Linked DNA regions of Homo sapiens: region 1 is linked to region 2. A link is a loop called in an ENCODE intact Hi-C map of the cell type or tissue named here. Cell type or tissue: A673. All regions are shown on one strand. Each heading gives the region's core, and the rest is flanking DNA. Links, peaks and the distances in the headings are about the cores only.

The links. Peaks named below come from ENCODE experiments on the same cell type or tissue, not always from the same donor. Only the 100,000 strongest peaks of a DNase experiment are listed, where the experiment ranks them.
Region 1: a loop joins it to region 2, with 7 times the contacts of the local background. A loop is called at or near these places in 5 of 110 quality-filtered maps.

The regions. Positions count from the first base shown.
Region 1 is chr18:57,710,604-57,716,008 of GRCh38, reverse strand. The region is part of intron 2 of ATP8B1 (ATPase phospholipid transporting 8B1); the gene reads left to right. Among named protein-coding and RNA genes, the nearest start is that of ATP8B1-AS1, 83 kb to the right of the region's middle. RefSeq lists an enhancer at 2,352-2,854. In A673, for the core only: no CTCF peak of the experiment used is centred there; a DNase peak (open chromatin) is centred at 2,958; H3K27ac peaks cover 2,848 bases.
Region 2 is chr18:57,854,873-57,860,277 of GRCh38, reverse strand. No RefSeq gene overlaps it. Among named protein-coding and RNA genes, the nearest start is that of ATP8B1, 54 kb to the right of the region's middle. RefSeq lists an enhancer at 3,467-4,024. In A673, for the core only: a CTCF peak has its summit at 802; DNase peaks (open chromatin) are centred at 827 and 3,197; H3K4me3 peaks cover 579 bases; H3K27ac peaks cover 4,389 bases.

The DNA of each region.
Region 1 (5,405 bases), core at 290-5,289, 140 kb after region 2:
TTATCAGTTAATCTTTTAGTCATTTTACTGAAGAGTAGTTTACATGTCACAGTCACAGTGTTATACTATTCTGGGTTTTTCTGTATACTTAACTGTTACCAGTGAGTTTTGTGCCTTCAGGTGATTTCTTATTGCTCACTAACATCGTTTACTTTCTGATTAATGTACTCTGTTTAGCATTTCCTGTAGGACAGGTCTAGTGTTGATGAAATCCCTCAGCTTTTGTTTGTCTGGGAAGGTCTTCATTTCTCCTTTATGCTTGAATATATTTTCCTTCAGCACTTTAAATATGTCATGCCACTCTCTCCTGGCCTATAAGGTTTCCACTGAAAAGTCTGCTGCCAGACGTATTGGAGTGCCATTGTATTTTATTTGTTTCTTTTCTTTTGCTGCTTTTAGGATCCTTCCTTTTATCCTTGACTTTTAGGAATTTGATTACTAAATGCCTGAGGTAGTCTTCTTTGGGTTAATCTGCTTGGTGTTCTACAACCTTCTTGTTCTTGGATATTGATATCTTCCTCTAGGTTTGGGAAGTTCTCTGTTATTATCCTTTGAATAAACTTTCTACCCCTGTCTCTTTCTCTACCTCCACTTTAATGCCAATAACTCTTAGATTTGCTTTTTTAAGTCTATTTTCTAGATCTTGTAGGTGTACTTCTTTCTTTTTTATTCTTTTTTCTTCTGTCTCCTCTGACCATATTTTCCAATAGCTTACCTTCCAGCTCACTAATTCTTTGTTCCACTTATTCAATCCTGGTATTAAAAGTCTCTGATGCATTCTTCAGTATGTCGGTTGCATTTTTCAACTCCGGAATTTCAGCTTGACTCTTTTTAATTATTTCAATCTCTGTTACATTTATCTGATAGAATTCTAAACTTTTTCTGTGTTGTCTTGAATTTCTTTGAGTTTCCTCTTTGTTAAGTTTATCTGATAGAGTTCTGAATGTCTTCTCTGTGCTATCTTGAATTTCTTTGAGTTTCCTCAAAATGGCAATTTTGAATTTTCTGTCTGAAAGGTCATATAGTTTTGTTTCTGCAGGTTTGGCCCCTGGTGTCTTATTTAGTTTGTTTGGTGAAGTCATGTTTTCCTGGATGTTCTTGATGCTTGTGGATGTTCATCAATGTCTGGGCATTGAAGAGTTAGATATTTATTGTAGCTCTCACAGTCTGGGCTTGTTTATACCCATCCTTCTTGGGAAGGATTTCCAGGTATTCAAAAGAACTTGGATATTATGATTGAACCCATATCTGCATTAGGGGGCATCCCAAGCTCAATAACGCTGCATTTCTTGCAGACTATCTGGAAGAATTATCTGGATTATCAAGCCCACACTCTTGTTCTTGTTGCTTACTTTCTCCCAAACAGAATCAATCTCTCTCTCTCTCTTTTTTTGCTCTTTCTCTCTCCCCCTTCCCCCCTCCCTCCTCTCCCTTTCTCCTTCTCTCTCTCCCTCTGTTCTGGGCCACCCAGAGCTAGGGGGGTGGAGATACAAGCACCAATATGGCCATCACCACTGAGAATGTACTGGGTCAGACATGAAGCTGGCACCACACTGGGTCTCGCCATGGCCCACTGTAACCATGATCTGGCTGCCTATGTTCCCTCAATGCCCTGTTGTGAAGCCAGCCAGGCTAGCTTCAAGCCAGTGAGTTCCCCCAGGCTGCAGCCAGATCCAGAGATGCCATCTGGGAGCCATGGACTGGAGTCCAAAACCTTAGAAATCTGCTTGGTGTCCTATCTATTCTACTGTGGCTGAGCTGGCACTCAAACCATTAGCCAGTCCTTTCCACTATTCTGCCCTTTCCACAGGCTCAGGGGCCTCTCCCCATGTCCACCACCACCACAGGCCTATGAGGAGTGCTGCCAGGTTACTGCTGATGTTCGGTAAAGGCCTATGGCCTCTTCAGTCAGCTTGTGGTAAATCCTTTCAGTCACCCTTCAGGGCAGTGAGCTCCCCTCTGGCAAAAAGCAAGTCCAGAGATGTCATCCAAGAACCTAAGGCCTAGACTCAGGGACCCCAAGAGGGGTCTCTATTTGTTGCTTTACCCCACTGTGGCCAAGGTGGTAGCAAGTGCAAGGCAGGCTGGGCGCAGTGTCTCATGCCTGTAATCCCAGCACTTTGGGAGGCTGAGGCGGGCAGATCACTTGAGGCCAGGAGTTAGAGACCAGCCTGGCCAACATGGCGAAACCCTGTCTCTACTAAAAATAAAAAAAATTAGGCCGGGCGCGGTGGCTCACTCCTGTAATCCCAGCATGTTGGGAGGTCAAGGTGGGTGGAACACTTGAGGTCAGGAGTTCAAGACTGGCCTGACCAACATGGTGCAACCCCATCTCTACTAAAAATACAAAATTAGCCAAGCATGGTGGCACACACCTCTAATCCCAGCTACTCGGGAGGCTGAGGCAGGAGAATTGCTTGAACCCGGTAGGTGGAGGTTGCAGTGAGCTGAGATCGCACCACTGCACTCCATCCTGGGTGACAGAGTGAGAAACCATCTCAAATAAAATAAAATAAAATAAAATAAAATAAAAAATTTTTAAAAATTAGCTGGGCATGGTGGTACATGCCTGTAATCCCAGCTACTCAGGAGGCTGAGGCATGAGAATTGCTTGAACCCAGGAGGCACAGGTTGCAGTGAGCTGAGATGACACCATTGCACTCCAGCCTGGGCAAAATAGCAAGACTCTATCTCTGAAAAGAAAGAAAGAGAGAGAGAGAGAAAGAAAAAAGAAAGAAAGAAAGAGAAAGAAAGAAAGAAAGAAAGAAGGAAGGAAGGAAGGAAGGAAGGAAGGAAGGAAGGAAGGAAGGAAAGAAAGAAAGAAAGAAAGAAAGAAAGAAAGAAAGAAAGAGAAAGATCAAGAGCAAGACAAAGCACCCTTTAATTTTCCTTCTGCTTTTCTCAAGCGGAAGGAATCTCTCACCATGGCCACCACAGCTGGGAATGTGCTGGGTCACAACTAAAGCCAGAATATCTTAGCCTCAATTAAGGCCCACAGCCTTGGATATTAACTGGGTATCACTACTGTTTATTCAGGGCTCAAGGGCTCTTTCATCAGCAGGTGATGGATCCTGCCAGAGCTGGGTCCTTGCCCTGCAAGGCAGCAGGCTCCCTTCTGATCCAGGATTGTCTAGAAATGTTGTCTGGGAACTAGGGCCTGAAACAGCCTCATGACCCTGCCTGGTGCCCTATCCTACTGTGGCTGAGCTGGTATCCAAGATGCAAGACAAAGTTCTCTTTACTCCTCCCTCTCATCTCCTCAAGCAGAAGGAAGAGGTCTCTTTTGGAGCAGTGAGGTTGGCGGGGAGGGGCCGAGCAAGCATTCCACTAGCTGCTCTGGCTGGTGTCTCAGTAGGTCATGTGCCTGCTAAGTCAACTGGCTCCAAGTCCAGCTCAGCACTAGGACTTGCCTAAGAGTTGTAGTTCATGGGGCCTACACTGCCTTTCAATTTTATTTAGAGCCCCAGGGCACTTTGGCCCTCGGTGACGAGGTTTGCCAGAATTCAAGTTCTGACCAAGGTACAGGAGATTCCCCTCTGGCTAGGGCTGGTCTAAATGCTCCCTCTATGGTCTGGCATCAGCTGAGTTCAGCCTGCTTTTGCTTTCTACTGTCTGTAACAGGGCAGCACTGAGTTCAGTGCAAAGCCTCACAATCGCTGCACTGTCCCTCTCCCAAGCGTACAGATTTTCTCTCCATGCCACACATCTGGTGCTGGGGCTGGGGGAGGGGTGGCATTGGCAATTCAAGACTATTTTTCCTACCCTCTTCAGTCCTTTTTCAGCAATATAAAGTTAAAACCAGGTACTGTGAGTGCCTGATTTTTTGGTTTTTATAAAGGTGCTTTTTTGTTTGTAGATAGTTGTTAAATTTGATGTTCCTATGGGAATTACAATTCGTGCGAGCTTCTATTTGGCCACCTTGCTCCTCTCCATATTCGCCATATATATATATATATATATGCCAATAGAGGGAAGGAGAGGAATCACAAACATTGCTTTAAAACAGTAATACATGTAAATGATCCAATTAGAAAAGGGTCCAGAATGAAAATGAAGTTTTCCTTCCTGCCTCTCCTGTCCCTCAGTCATGCAGTTTCCTTTCCAAAAAAAATACTGCTGGTCTGGGCACGGTGGCTCACACCTGTAATCCCGGCACTCTGGGAGGCCAAGGCAGGAGGATAGCTTGTGGGCAGCAGTTCAAGACCAGCCTGGTCTGCAAAGCAAGACCTCATCTTTACAAAAAAATTTAAAAATTAGGTACGATGGCGTGCACTTTAGTCTCAGCTACTCCAGAAGTTGAGGTGGGAGGATCACTTGAGCCCAGGAGTTCAGAGGCTGCAGTGAGCTATGAGCATGCCACTGCACTCCAGCCCAGGTGCCACAGTGAGACTTTGTCTTTTAAAAAAATGACAAAAAGAAATTACGGTTACCAGTTTCTCAAAATATGTCCTTCCAGAGAGATACACGTTTGTATGCGCAAAGAATGCTTGCAAACTTGCTTCCTCATATACCCATACACATATGCAGAAACAGATGTGCACGTGTGTGTACATATATGCATTCATATTGTGTATGAATTCTATGCATCACACAGCTGAAAGCACAAGATGGTAGATACCCTTCTGCTTTTGTCTCTTAACAGTGTAATTTGGAGGTAATTCCTACCATATTTATGGGGTCACCTCATTCTTTTTTTGCTGACTGCATAGGCTATCATTGTAATCGTGTTTAACTGGCTGTTCCCAGTAGGCATTTGGGTTGTTTCTAGTCGTTCTGATAAATAGGGCTGCATTGAAAATCCCTGCAGTAGGTACATGGGGGATATTTCCTAGAAGTGTGATTATTTGGTCAGTGCATGTGTGTGTTAAATTTTGAGATCTGGCCAAATTACTCTCCATAAAGGCTACCTCAGAGTGTCTGTTTCTCTGCTCTCTTTTGAACCTAGAATGTCATCCCAAGCATTACCATGTGCCAATGTTTTGCTATTATAGGATAAAAACTACTATCTCAGTGAAGAATTGCATTTCTCTTTTAGGAACCCAAATATCTTCTCACAGGTTTAAGAGCCATTTGAGGCCAGGTACAGTGGCTCATGCCCATTATCCCGGCACTTTGGGAGGCCGAGGTGGGCAGATCACCTGAGGTCAGGAGTTCAAGACCAGTCTGGCCAACATGATGAAACCCGGTCTCTACTAAAAATACAAAAATTAGCCGGGCATGATGGTGGGCGCCTGTAACCCCAGCTACTCAGGAGAGTGAGGCAGGAGAATCTCTTGAACCCAGGAGACGGAAGTTGCAGTGAGCTGAGATCGCATCATTGGACTCCAGCCTCAGCGAGAACAGCATTGAATTTCCCTTTGTATGAACTGTCTTTTCATGTCCTTTAGCCATTCTCTCTTCAATTG
Region 2 (5,405 bases), core at 306-5,305:
AGCTGAAGTCACCCGGAAGAGAACAGGAGCTGAAATTGAAGAGGAAACTTTGAGACAGGTGGTAAAATATTTGATGCATGAAAATGGATACCTGGGAGGTGGTTAGATAGCAGAAAGAGAAGAGAGAGAAAGGCATAGCCAAATGATGTAGACCTCAAAGGAGCTGATGACTTTATACAAGGACAGAAAACAAGTGGTCTGGAGATGTCAGAGGATTCCAAGATCTGACTCTGAGGCACTGAATATAGGAAAATATGCAAACTTGACCAGAGAAGACTACTGGAGTTGCAGGACATACCAAGAGGATTCAAGAAAGTAAAAGAGTATTTAGAGTGGATGGGGTGGAGCGTGGAGGGATGGGAGATGGGGCTAGAGAAAGGGAAAAACAGTGAAATATTGGGATGTAGAGTAGGCACTTAATAGTTTTCCCACTCACACAGAAACTCTCCTGAAACCTCTCCCCATGTTCTGATGCACAAGGTCACAGAGCAGATCTCCAACCACCAAGATGATATTTCAGGGACATCTCCCTGGTCATAGCTGGTTGGACCAGAGGTAGACACCTGAACTTATGTGGACCAAGCAGATTCTTTTCTGAGAATTAGGAATTCAGTCAGTCATTAAATGTTTTGGGGCTGAAACATGTGACCCCAGGTGCTACAGTTAGCTACCTTGTAGGCTGCCTACTATGTGGACTGAGAAGCAAAGACAGCTGGTTTGCCAATAAGGAAGACTGAAGCAGATGCTCATCAATGAGCAGGAGAAACTGATGCTGTGCTGTACATCTGAAGTTCATCTGACACACCACAAGGGGCTCTGCTCCACACAGTTATTCAGGTACCCAGGCTAACAGAGGCTTCCAAAGTCACCCTGGGCATCCACTTGGAGCCAGATGGGGAAGAGTAAAGAAGACACTTCTTAACCACCTCACTTCAAATTCTGTTACCCCTACCTAGGGAGAAACAGGTTTGGGAAATGCAAGACCTATTGCTGCTATACCCCAAAAAGAGCTCTTCTTAATGGAAAAGGAAGCAGGAGTCATTAGTGGTTGTCTTAGAATACTCAAGACTGGGTAATTTACTTTTAAAAGAAATTTGTGTCTCACAGTTTTGGAAGCTGGTAAGTCCAAGACTGTGGTACTGGCATCTGAAGAGTCGTCCCTTGGCAGGGCAGAAGATGGAAGGGTGAGAAAGGGTGAGAGTGAGAGAGGAAGAGTGTGAGAGAGACAGAAAGGAAAAGGGGGCCAAACACCCACAATAATGGCATTAATCCACCATGAGGGCTCCACCCTCATGACCCAATCACCTCGAGAAAGCCCCACCTTTTAACATTACCACAGTGGCAATGAAGTTTGCAACACTCCATCTTCCAGGGGATACTTTCAAACCAAAGCACTTGCCATCTACCTGGACTCTGTATTAGCTATCATGAAAGCCAAGTGAAGAAAGCAGTTCAGGAAACAGGCAGTGATCCAATGGTTGAAATGCTCTTGACTTGCCAATAAAATGAAGACTGAAGATTGCCTAGTGGATTTGACAAGGGCGATTTTGGTGGAGTTTTGGGTCAGATGTCTGAGTGAAGCAGGTTCAAGAGAGATAAAAGGAGAGGAAGTCAAGACAAAGCATAACAAGTCTTTGGGGAGAGTTTTGATATAAAGGACAACAGAAAAATGAGACACAGCTGGAGCAGAATATAGGGTTAAGAGAGGATTTTTTTTTAACCGAGGATCAAAGAAAGGGAAAATTAATAATTAATGATTCAGGGGGAAAAAAAGAGGGAAATTTCAGGACAAAGCCTAAGTTTCAGCTCCTTTGACCATAAGAGGAGCTCACAGTTCTTTCAAGCTCCATAATTGTCTTAGTCAATTCAGGCTACTATAACAAAGTACTATAAACAGGGTGGTTGATAAACAGCAGACATTTATTTCTCATAGTTTTGGAGTCTGGAAGTTCAACATCAAGGTGCCAGCGTGACTGGGTTCTGATGAGTGCTCTTCTGGGTAACAGACTGCAGTCTTTTCATTATATCTTCATATGGTAGAGAGAAAGCAAGAGAGTTCTCTGGGATCCCTTTTATAATAAGGGCACTAATACTATTCATGAGGGGTCTACCCTCATGAACTAATCACCTCCCAAAGGCCCCATCTCCTAATCTTATCACCTTAGGGGGAAGGATTTCAACATATGAATTTGGGGGCAGGCTGGCCATGGTGGTCTGTAATCCCAGCACTTTGGGAGGCTGAGGCAAGCGGATCGCCTGAGATCAGGAGTTTGAGAGCAGCCTGGCCAACATGGTAAAACCCCATCTCTACTAAAAATACAAAATTAGCTGGGCACGGTGGCAGGTGCCTGTAATCCCAGCTACTAGGAAGGCTGAGGCATGAGAATTGCTTGAACTCAGGAGGCAGAGGTTGCAGTGAGCCAAGGTCATGCCACTGCACTCCGGCCTGGGCAATAGAGTGAGACACTGTCAAAAAAAGAAAGAAAGAAAGAAGGAAGGAAGGAAGTTTCATGCACGTCCGTGTGAAGAGACCACCAAACAGGCTTCGTGTGAGCAACAAGGCTGTTTATTTCACCTGGGTGCAGGTGGGCTGAGTCCGCGAAGGGAGATAGGGGTGGGGCCATTTTATAGGATTTGGGTAGGTAAAGGAAAATTACAGTCAAAGGGGGTTGTTCTCTGGCGGGCAGGGGTGGGGGTCACAAGGTGCTCAGTAGGGGAGCTTTTGAGCCAGGATGAGCCAGGAGAAGGACTTTCACAAGATAATGTCATCAGTTAAGGCAGGAACAGGCCATTTTCACTTCTTTTGTGGTGGAATGTCATCAGTTAAGGCAGGAACCGGCTATCTGGATGTGTATGTGCAGGTCACAGGGGATATGATGGCTTAGCTTGGGCTCAGAGGCCTGACAGGAAGGAAGGAAGGAAGGAAGGAAGGAAGGAAGGAAGGAAGGAAGGAAGGAAGGAAGGAAGGCAGGCAGGCAGGCAGGCAGGCAGGCAGGAAAGAATTTTGGGAAAACGTATTCAGTCTATTGCAAAAATGTTTCCACAATATTTCCACTTTCCTGTTCTTATTATTCCTTTCTTAGAGATCCCTTTTGATACAGAATTTAATCAATTCACATATCATTGCATTCGTTTAGGCTACTTACCATCATGAATCAAATGGCATTTCTGAAGTACCCACAAGATCAAAATGCAAAAAAGGATGTTTTTATGTATCCTCCCTGAAAGGTTGGTGGATTTTGTTAAATCTATCCAGGATTTTTGGTTCTAGCAGTGTGTGTGCTTCTGGTCTCGATACACTATTAAAGCAAACAGCAAGCAATCTGATAGCAGCTTCCCAGGCTACCGCAGAGAAGGCTAGACAATCTTCTGGTCATAACGACTTTCACAGCTCAAACTGTGCTACAGACCCAAGGACTTAATTTCCCCAGCTTCTAGTCCTCTTTGTGAAAACCATTATATTTTGTCATCTTCTCTGGTCCCTCAGTAGGAAAATCTCCACTTGTCCAATATACTGGCCATTAGCAATTGGAAATTTCACTCCTTAGAGTGCTGCTTACAGAGAATGCGGCGATTTGCAGTCCATTTATTGTACCCTTTGTTCTTTAAAATTTATGAGGCCGTTTGCCTGGGTTCTTATTGCCGAAAGTGAATTGACCATTAGCAGGAGACTAGTAGCTGCTAAGTGGATTCTGTTGTAGAGTATTCTCAAAGACCATTAGCTTTTCATTGTGGGGGGCAATTGGTGTTTACTGTTTATTGTGTGGTTCAATTGCATGCATTGTTCCCCTGAGGTTGTAAAACCTTTAAAAGCATTGAGAATAGCTTTTAAAAATCCACTTGAAAATATGCGACCATTTTCACTAGATACAGATAGTGAATAAGAGGAAGAGCTGATCACCAGGGCTTTGTTTTACTCATGATCAGTCTGGTATATTTGCCTTCTGACTCAGTGGATTATTCCCCTTCCCCTGAACTTCAGAGTTAGCTGTAAACAATGTGCATCAAGTCATTTCACCCTAAATGCAAATACCGGTCTCGGAACAAATATTAAATAGCACCAATTGAGGCTTTTATGTTCTTTATCAAACCCCAAGGTAAAGATGGCTTCTGAAAAGAGGTTCTTTCCTGTGGATCAATTCTGATATCTAGTCTACAGGCCACAAGCTTTTCACTCATCCTCTGTCTTTGCCAAGGAGTTAACTGGGGAATGGGGAAACCATTAAAAATAGTAAAGGCAGAATAGAAATTGTGAATAAAGGCGAGAGGAAAAGCTTATAAACCTGCTAGTAATGGAGTAAATAAGAAATAAAGTCACTTTAGGTAAATAATTGATAAAAATTTGTCTCATTAAATATTTATCATATCAGTATAACAAAATACTTTTTGCATAAACTTTGTTTTTGCTTTTTTTGAGGTAAAGACATGTTCTAGCCTCCCTTTTTCTGTGAAAATGAAGCACAGTTGGACAGTTGGTGCTCTGAGTCGCTGGATTCCATGGACATCTGTTGCCTTGCCTTAGAATCTAGCCATAATTTTTATATTGTTTCTATGGGAATATTGTGTTTTGCATCCCAAACAACAAAATTCCAGATGAATTTTGGACTAACATGTTTATAGCTTGGGCCGAGGATCTTCCATTTCAAAAGAGAGGCTGTAGTTCCTCCCAACACTCAGCTTGGTACATCACATCCTATCTAAAGAAAACATAAACCATCACATTACAAAAGAATTGAAATTTATGCCTTACTTTGTAAATGGGCAAAGTATGGAAGGCTAACTTAGACCCTGTTAAACTATGACTTATGTATTAACGAACTAGTCCTCTTTAATTTTTATGTATTCCAAAGTTTCTACAACAAACATATTTTACCATTGTAATCAGCAAAACGATACAAAAAATAGTTTGATTTCTTTTTTGAGATAGGTCTCACGCTCTCGCCCAGACTGGAGTGCAGTGGCTCACTGCAGCCTTGACCTCCTGGGCTCAGATGATCCTCCCACCTCAGCCTCCTGGGTAACTGGGACTACAGGTGCATGCTACCACTGCTGGATAATATTTTATATTCTTTGTAGAGATGGGGTTTTGCCATGTTGCCCAGGCTACAAATACTTTTTTAAAAGAGATTCTGGAGCTTCCTTTAACATAATTAAAGAAAAAATCATTAAAGTTGAAAAAATTCCATTTGGCCCTAAAAAGATTTTATTGAATCCTGCCTTTCTTGAGCAATGCCACAAACTTCATTCTTCATGAACTGAGTTTATGTTTGAATAGAAGATTGAGGAAGAACCGCAAAGAGGGTCATATTCATTATTTGCACTTAACCTCATAAAATTTCACCTATTCTTTGACATCTGTTATCAACCACACCTGCAGGATGGACCGGGGATAACAAAAGAGGCTT